2 separate regions of the Homo sapiens genome follow, and region 1 is linked to region 2. The links are chromatin contacts, found by Hi-C or POLR2A ChIA-PET in ENCODE. All regions are on one chromosome and are shown on one strand. The core of a region is the stretch at or near the end of the contact, and the rest is flanking DNA. Distances in the headings are between cores, read along the strand shown.

Region 1 (3,819 bases), core at 1,084-3,583, 470 kb before region 2:
AGAGATCCACACCCACATGCATTATAATAAAATTCTGAAAGCCAAAGAGAAAATCTTGAAACAGCAAGAGAAGAATGACTCATCACCGAAAAGGAGACCCTGATATGATGAACAGGTGACTCCTCATGAGAAACAGTGGAGGCCAGAAGGCAGTGGGATGGCGTATTCAAAGTGCTGAAAGAAAAAACTTATCAACCAAGGATCTGTGTCTAGCAAAACTATCTGTCAAAAATGAGGGCAAGGGGTCTGAGTGTGGTGCCTCATGCCTGTAATCCCAGCACTTTGGGAGGCTGAGGAGGGCGGATCATGAGGTCAGGAGTTTGAGACCAGCCTGACCAACATGGTGAAACCCTGTCTTTAAAAAAAATACAAAAATTTGCCAGGCGCAGTGGTGCGCACCCATAGTCCCGGCTACTCAGGAGACTGAGGCAAGAGACTCACTTGAACTTGGGAGGCGGAGGTTGCAGTGAGCCAAGATTGCGCCATTGCACTCCAGCCTGGGCATCAAGAGTGAAACTCCGTCTCAAAAAAAAAAAAAAAAAAAGAGAAAAGAATTTCTTTAGAGAGAGTTGGTAGCAGGTTGTGCTGCCCATCCTTGCTGCACACCCTCTGGTGGCAGAAGGAACTGTTGCTTTGTTAATTACAGCCAAGTGAAGAGTTTCTCAGAACCATTCCTCCAACTTGACTTTTGTGTTTGGAGAGACACAGGGACTGGTACCTGACTTGGACTTGAGCATGCCTAAAGGTGAGGGGAAATCAGAAGCTGTCCGTGGTCACTGAGTATGGACAGAGGGTCTCTGCTGATAGTAGCTTTTCTGCCAGGTTGATCAGGTATAGGTGGACCAGATGTGTAACCGTTTGACAAGGGCTAGATTTGGTTGCTGTCTATGGCCTCATAGGTCATGCATCCTAATGCTTCTTTTTGAAAGAACATTTACCACCAGATACCTAGGGCTAAGGAGGGGTTCCTATGAGTCAGCTGTATGGTAACTTGGAAGAAAAATTCATGGTGAAGGTAACCCGTGAGGAGATTATTTAAAAACCAATGGAGGGCTGACAGCAGTGGCTTATGCCTGTAATTCCAGCACTTTGGGAGGCTAAGACAGGAAGATCGCTTGTGGCCAGGAGTTTGAGGCCAGCCTGGGCAATGTAGCAAGACTCTGCATCTATCAAAAATAAAAATAATTAGCCAGGCATGGTAGTCCCAGCTACTCAGTAAGCTGAGGCAGGAGGATCACTTGAGCTCAGGAGTTCAAGACTGTAGTGAGTGATAGGGCAAGACCTTATCTCTTAAAAAAAGAAAAAGAAAGCAACAACAACAGTGGAAAATGCCTTGGGGAAAACAGCCCCAAAGTGTGATCTCTGCCTCAACCAAGAGACACACATGACAGATTCCAACCATACCAGTAATGCAGATTTTTTTTCTTTATTCTGTCTCTCCTCCCCACTGAGTTAGACAGCAGAGAGTCTTGCAGGAGGGGGAGGAGGAAAAGCAAAGAGAATAAATGGAAGACATCCTCCTTCCTGCCCTTCTCCACTGAAAAGGAGAAGCCCAACTCAAAGCTTCTCCGAAGTCCAACTCAGGCCTGACTTACAGAAAGAAGAAAGAAGCGGGAGGGCACAGTGGCTCATGCCTGTAATCCCAGAATTTTGGGAGGCCAAGGCAGGCAGATCACCTGAGGTCAGCAGTTCAAGACCAGCCTGTCCAACATGGCGAAACCCCGTCTCTACTAAAAATGCAAAAATTAGCTGGGCTTGGTGGCAGGCACCTGTAATCCCAGCTACTTGGGAGGCTGAGGCAGGAAAATCGCTTGAACCCGGGAGGTGGAGGCTGCAGTGAGCCAAGATCGCACCACTGCACTCCAGCCTGTGCGACAGAGCAAGACTCCGTCTCAAAAAAAGAGAAAAAAAAGAGGAAAGAAGCTTTAATCAATTGAGACAATAAAGTCTTTCTTCGGATCGGGCTGGATTTTTTAATAACTGGATAAAGGTGATTAATTTGTTAGTGACCAGGAGAGTCTACAAGGCTCTGGGATCTGCCTGAGATTCCTTCTGGGATCAGGGCAGAACAATGCAACAGGACAGTCTAAAAGAGCAGTTACTGAGAAGAAATGAATCTGCTTCCATTTGCACCCTTCCAAGTCTAGCTCATGCAAAAGCAGTTGTACTCAGATGACTATTTTACTCACCAGCAGCCACAGCTTATGAAAAAGGAAATTGACAAAGGAAGAGGGTGAAGGGGCATAGGCAAGAAGAAAAGTCTTGAACTAGTGAGCACTGAAATCAAAACCGCAGGCTTATGGTTAGAGAAATTTCCCCCATTTCATGTATGAGGAAGCGAATACTTCCAGAATGTGAGTGACGTGTCTTAGATCACACAGCTTAGAGTGCAGCAGAGGCTAAAAAGGGACAAAGGTTGTCTGGTTCCAAATCCCAAATAGAAGATGGACTCGATCCAGAGGTGACTCATGGTGGGGAAGGCAGGGGTCCAGGATCCAGGAAAACACCATGAACTGATAGAGCAGTTCTGCAGGATGAAGTAGCTTTTTCTATCTGTGTGAAGCCAACAATATGAATGAGTGGAGAAAAGAGCGCATAGCTTTCATTCTTCCAGAGTCTGAGTTTTGCAGGGGATTGACTGGGATTGAGAATACATTTGCAAGATATTTTGTTTTTCTTCCCAGGCTTTTGGTTTTTAAGAAAACAGTCTGGCCAGGCACAGTAGCTCACGCCTATAATCCCAGCACTTTGGGAGGCCAAAGCGGATGGATCACAAGGTCAAGAGTTCGAAACCAGCCTGGCCAACATGGTGAAAACCCGTCTCTACTAAGAATACAAAAATTAGGCTGGGCGTGGTGGCTCACCCCTGTAATCCCAGCACTTTGGGAGGCTGAGGTGGGTGGATCACCTGAGGTCGGGAGTTTGAGACCAACCTGAGCAACATGGAGAAACCTCATCTCTACTAAAAATACAAAATTAGCCAGGTATGGTGGCGCATGCCTGTAATCCCAGCTACTCGGGAGGCTGAGGTGGGAGAATCGCTTGAACTCGGGAGGTAGAGGTTGCAGTGAGCCCAGATCGTGCCATTGCACTCCCGCCTGGGTGACAGAGACTCCGTCTCAAAAAAAAAAAAAAAAAATTCTGGAGCCTGGGAAGTCCAAGATCAAGGCACTGGCATATTCAGTATCTGGTGAGGGGCTGCTTCCTTGTTCGTGGATGGCCGTCTTCTGGCTATAACCTCACATGGCAGAAGAGGTGAAGGAGTTTTCTGAGGTCCCTTTTATTTAATTAATTAATTAATTAATTAATTTTTTTGAGATGGAGTCTCGCTCTGTCACCCAGGCTGGAGTGCAATGGTATGATCTCAGCTCACTGCAACCTCTGCTTCCTGGGTTCAAGAAATTCTCCTGCCTCAGCCTCCCAAGTAACTGGGACTACAGGTGCACCCCACCATGCCTGGCTAATTTTTGTATTTTTAGTAGAGATGGGGTTTCACATGTTGGCCAGGGTGGTCTCAAACTGCTGACCTCAGGTGACCCGCCTGCTTCGGCTTCCCAAAGTGCTGGGATTACAGGCGTGAGCCACCGCACCCAGCCTGGTGTCTCTTTTAAAAGAACACTAACCCCATTCATGAAGACTTCACCCTCATGAACATAATCACCTCCCCAAAGCCCAACCTCCTAGTCTCCTCCCCTTGAGGATTAGGCTTCAAGGCATACATTTTGCGGGGACACAAACTTTCAGTCTATAGCAGCTGGTTTAATTGTTGAATACACTTCCATGGTTTAAAAATAGAAAAACATGGCCGGGCGCGGTGGC
Region 2 (4,245 bases), core at 1,722-4,221:
TAAGCTCAGAGGTGGAAAGGAGGGCAGAGCTGTCTCCTCCTGTCCAGTCTAACCAAGGCAGCTAAGAAGCTGAGGCCAGAGAAGGGAGGGTCCCGCAGCCCTAGAGAGGGCCGGAGCCAGCTGGGGCTTCCAGACTCTCGGGAGAGGTCCCATCCTGCTGCCCGCTCTGCAGGCTCTGCTCAGTCTGCTTGGATGCTGCGTGTGTCGGGAGGCCCTGTCACCCTGCCCCTGACCCGGCTATGCTGGGGAGACCTCAGCTTTCTGACTCATACTCAGAAGGGAGTGTCTTAGAGGAATTTCTTTCCACTCAAGCAGTCTATGGACTGATCAAAAGTGCAAGTCATGTCAAGACATAAGTGCTCTCTAACATGTATTCTGCAATGTGGACTTGAATATAAACTGAAAAGCACAATAGTGAATAATTAGAGCTGTCATCTTGGCACGTTTTATGTAACTTCTGTGAGAGCGCGTATCACCTGGTGATACAAATATTTAGTGTCCATTTCCCCGCTAGCCCATCCATTTCTGAATGAGACACCATGTCTTTCTTGTTCACCTTTGTGATCCTGGCATAGTGCCTGGCACCTGGTGGGTGCTTGGTAAAGGTTTGTTGAACGAAGGGTCATAGGCACAAAGCGTTCCCAGGGAAAACTTGTTGGCATCTTTGATGTCAGAATCATTGATTTAGGGTGAGGGAAATGCTCCCTGGGCCCTGTGTCATGCTAAAGGAGTCCCTGAATTGAGAACTTTGAGGAGCCCAGATTTACTATCCACTAGGATTGCTTCAAATGTCTGAGTTTAGGGTGGGGTGGAGTGTACCCTCCTTTACAAGAGAACCAGAAGATTCCTCCCCCAGGGTTTAATGCTTGAATTCCTCTAGGAGAAAGATAAGAATGTTGCAGAACAGAGCTGTGCAAGCATTTCTTGTTGCTCCCTCCTCCCTCTCTCTCTTTCTCTCTCTCTCTGGGGCTGACTGGTCTGTCCCTAAGTTGTGGGTGCTGGTGCTGGTGTGGAGGGGGGATGAAGGGCCCAGGACATCTCTATGGGGTCTACTTGGGACCAGACTGGCCATCAACACACAGCCCAGCCTCTCCACTTGATTGCCACTCCTGGGGGCATTTCGGTGGACTACAAAGTGCTAGAAACCATGAAGTCCCTGGACGCCCCCTTGGCGCCCTGAGCATTCTATGTAGGGATGGGGGTGGTTGAGTGTGTTCTGGGAGTAGGGTCCTGGGGGAGGGTGGTGGTAGTAATGTGAGATTGGTGTCAAAGAAAAGAAAAAATTATTCGGTGGCACTTGTTGAGGTATGATTAGGAAGGCTTTATTCAGGACTGTTGCAATAGGCATAGGGGCCACTGCAATGGGGTTTTGCGGGGTGGATAGAGATTGGGCTCAACTCGGAATATGGCACGGCCAGGTGGGAATGCATAGCCAAGAAGCAGAGTGGGGGTCAGTGACAGATAATTACTAAGAGTAAACGTAAAGAATAAGGGGGATTCTGGCTAAACCCCCTAACCGAGTCTTGCTGAAGACAGGACAGGGTCATTGGACATCACCTAGATGGTGGAGGATGAGGAGCACAGTTAGATATTGGGGATGATCAGATAGCAAGGTGTTGAGGGGTTCTAGCTAAACTGACTTAGCAGGGTCCTCGTTAAAACTGAATTTTTCAAGGAAGTGCACAGATGGGCCTAGGAAAGGATCAGGAGGCTCACTAAAGTTTGGTCAAGCAAAGAATCTTTGTCAAGGGCCAGAAGAGGCCAGAGGTGAGGCCGAGAGGTGGGGAGGGACTAGCTGCTATAGGACCTTGTAAGGGCAATTGGAGGGGTTGGAAGTGAAGGGTGAAAGAGGTGAGTGTGGTGGTCAGGCTGGTGGGGAAGGAGTAGGGCTCTAGGCAGCTCTGGTGGAGAGGCTCCTGAGCCCCATCACAGGTGTTCCAGGGTCCATGAGAACTTCTTCTGATAGCAGGACTGTAGGCCCATGGTCCTGCTTGCCCACTCTTCAGAAGCAGGCCCTGATGGAGAAGAACTTGGCTTTTTATTTTTTATTTTTAAGAGACAAGACCTTGCTCTGTCACCCAGGCTAGAGTACAGTGGCATGATCATAGCTCACTGCAGCCTCCGTTTCCTGGGCTCAAGTGATCCTCCCACCTCAGCCTCCTCAGTAGTTAGGACTACAGGCATTTACCACCATGCCAAGCTAATTTGTGTGTGTATATGTGTGTGTGTGTGTAGAGATGGGGTCTCGCTATATTGCCCAGGCTAGTCTGGAACTCCTGGCCTCCATAATTATCCTGCCTCAGCCTCCCAAGTGTGAGCTTGGCTTTATGAAGATACAATAATTTGGGGGCTTCTCCTAGTCTATTCCCACTCACGATTTTTATTTTTATTTTCACTTTTTATGTTTTTTGAGAAGGAGTCTCGCTCTGTCACCCAGGCTGGAGTGCAGTGGCATGATCTCAGCTCACTGCAACCTCTGCCTCCTGGATTCAAGCAATTCTCCTGTCTCAGCCTCCCGAGTAGTTGGGACTACAGATGCCTGCCATCACGCCCGGCTAATTTTGTATTTTTAGTAGAGACGGGGTTTCACCATAATGGCGATGCTGGTCTCGAACTCTTGACCTTAGGTGATCCACCCGCCTTGGCTTCCCAAAGTGCTGGGATTACAGGCGTTAGCCACCGCGCCCAACCCCCACTCACAATTAAACACAGCCTGCACATGTATTTCTGCACCAACAGGTTGACAGGCTCTCATTGGAGAGAAAATAACCCGCTCCATCCTTTTGTGCAACTGGAATGATTTGTGTGTCTTGGGAAGTTTTAAAGGTCACCAAGATTTCCTGAACAACAAAAATAAGCCTGTAGTAATAAAGTTATTACACCACAATCATGCTCTTCACTGTGAGCTATAGCGGGTGGTCCTGCCCAGGCAGGTGATGACGGTAAAATGGCGCCTCCTGGGGCCCGTTTGATGTTGTATTGGCTCCACCACGTGGCAAAAAGCAGTATTGTTATTTCAAAGCAAGAAAACCCCTAATTTAGCCATGGAAAAGGAAACCTCTATTTCAAAAGGCCTTTGATGCTTTTCAGCATAAACAAGTAAAACTGGCAAAATGTCTTGTTTTGGATCTCAGGCAGTCATGACTCCAGATCCCAAAGCCCTCTGGAGTCTGATACTGAGTTCCTCATGAACTGACCCATCTATTTATGTATCTATCTGTCTATCTATCATTATTTGTGACCACACATAACGTGCCAGGCATAATGCTGGGTACTGAGGCTTCAACCGTGAACAGGATACTGTACTGTCCTTACAGAGGACATAGACAATGGGCAACAGGCCATTGCAATTCACTGTGGTAAGCGCTATGGAGACAAATTACTGAGGATCCTCACCCAGATTTGGGGAGTCTTGGGTTATTTCACTTAGCATAATATCCTCATAATATCCTCAAGTTTCATCCATGTTGTGGCACGTGACAGGATTTCCTTTCTTCCTTCCTTCCTTTTTTTTTTTTTTTTGAGATGGAGTTTTGCTCTTGTTGCCCAGGCTGGAGTGCAAAGGTGCAATCTGGGCTCACCGCCACCTCCGCCTCCTGGTTTCAAGCAATTCTCCTGCCTCAGCCTCCTGAGTAGTTGGGATTACAGGCATGCACCACCACGCCTGGCTAATTTTGTATGTTTAGTAGAGATGGGGTTTCTCCATGTTGGTCAGGCTGGCCTTGAACTCCCAACCTCACGTGATCCACGTGCCTCGGCCTCCCAAGGTGCTGGGATTACAGGTGTGAGGCACTGTGCCCAACTGATTTCCTTCTTTTTAAGGTGGAATGATATTCTATTGTCTTGGATATACCACATACACTGAGAAAGTCTTTTTACATTTAATTTTTTTTTTTTATTTTTGAGATGGAGTCTCACTCTGTCACTCAGGCTGGAGTGCAGTGGCGCAATCTTGGCTCACTGCAACCTCTGCTTCTTAGGTTCAAGTGATTCTCCTGCCTCAGCCTCCTGCGTAGCTGGGATTACAGGTGCGTGCAAACACGGACGACTCTTCTTTTTTTTTTTTTTGTATTTTTAGTCGAGATGGGGTTTCACCATGTTGGCCAGGGTGGTCTCAAACTCCTGACCTCAAGTGATCCACCTGCCTCGGCCTCCCAAAGTGTTGGGATTACAGGCACAAGCCACCACGCATGGCCAGGAAGTCTTTTTTTTGAGACAGGGTCACTCTCTGTTACCCAAGCTGGA

Evidence for each region. Hi-C counts contacts between places; a loop is a spot of excess contacts on that map. ChIA-PET counts read pairs that join two places held with the same protein, here RNA polymerase II (POLR2A). Pooled maps may share reads with other maps.
Region 1: a loop to region 2 is called in a map of MCF 10A, with 9 times the contacts of the local background. The contact joins two enhancer-like sites. A Hi-C loop is called at or near these places in 1 of 168 maps with a recorded cell type or tissue (MCF 10A) and 2 of 50 pooled maps. POLR2A ChIA-PET finds 5 or more read pairs at or near these places in 1 of 52 experiments (Panc1).

What each region holds. Positions count from the first base shown.
Region 1 is chr1:224,167,650-224,171,468 of GRCh38, reverse strand. No RefSeq gene overlaps it. Among named protein-coding and RNA genes, the nearest start is that of DEGS1, 14 kb to the left of the region's middle. RefSeq lists enhancers at 409-1,378, 1,379-2,348. Within about 2 kb of position 2,333, at least 9 of the 41 ENCODE cell types and tissues checked have a DNase peak (open chromatin) inside an H3K27ac peak, as active enhancers do.
Region 2 is chr1:223,697,122-223,701,366 of GRCh38, reverse strand. All of the region lies in intron 1 of LOC105373281 (a long non-coding RNA gene), which reads left to right. Among named protein-coding and RNA genes, the nearest start is that of CAPN2, 13 kb to the left of the region's middle. RefSeq lists an enhancer at 1-281. Within about 2 kb of position 2,971, at least 2 of the 41 ENCODE cell types and tissues checked have a DNase peak (open chromatin) inside an H3K27ac peak, as active enhancers do.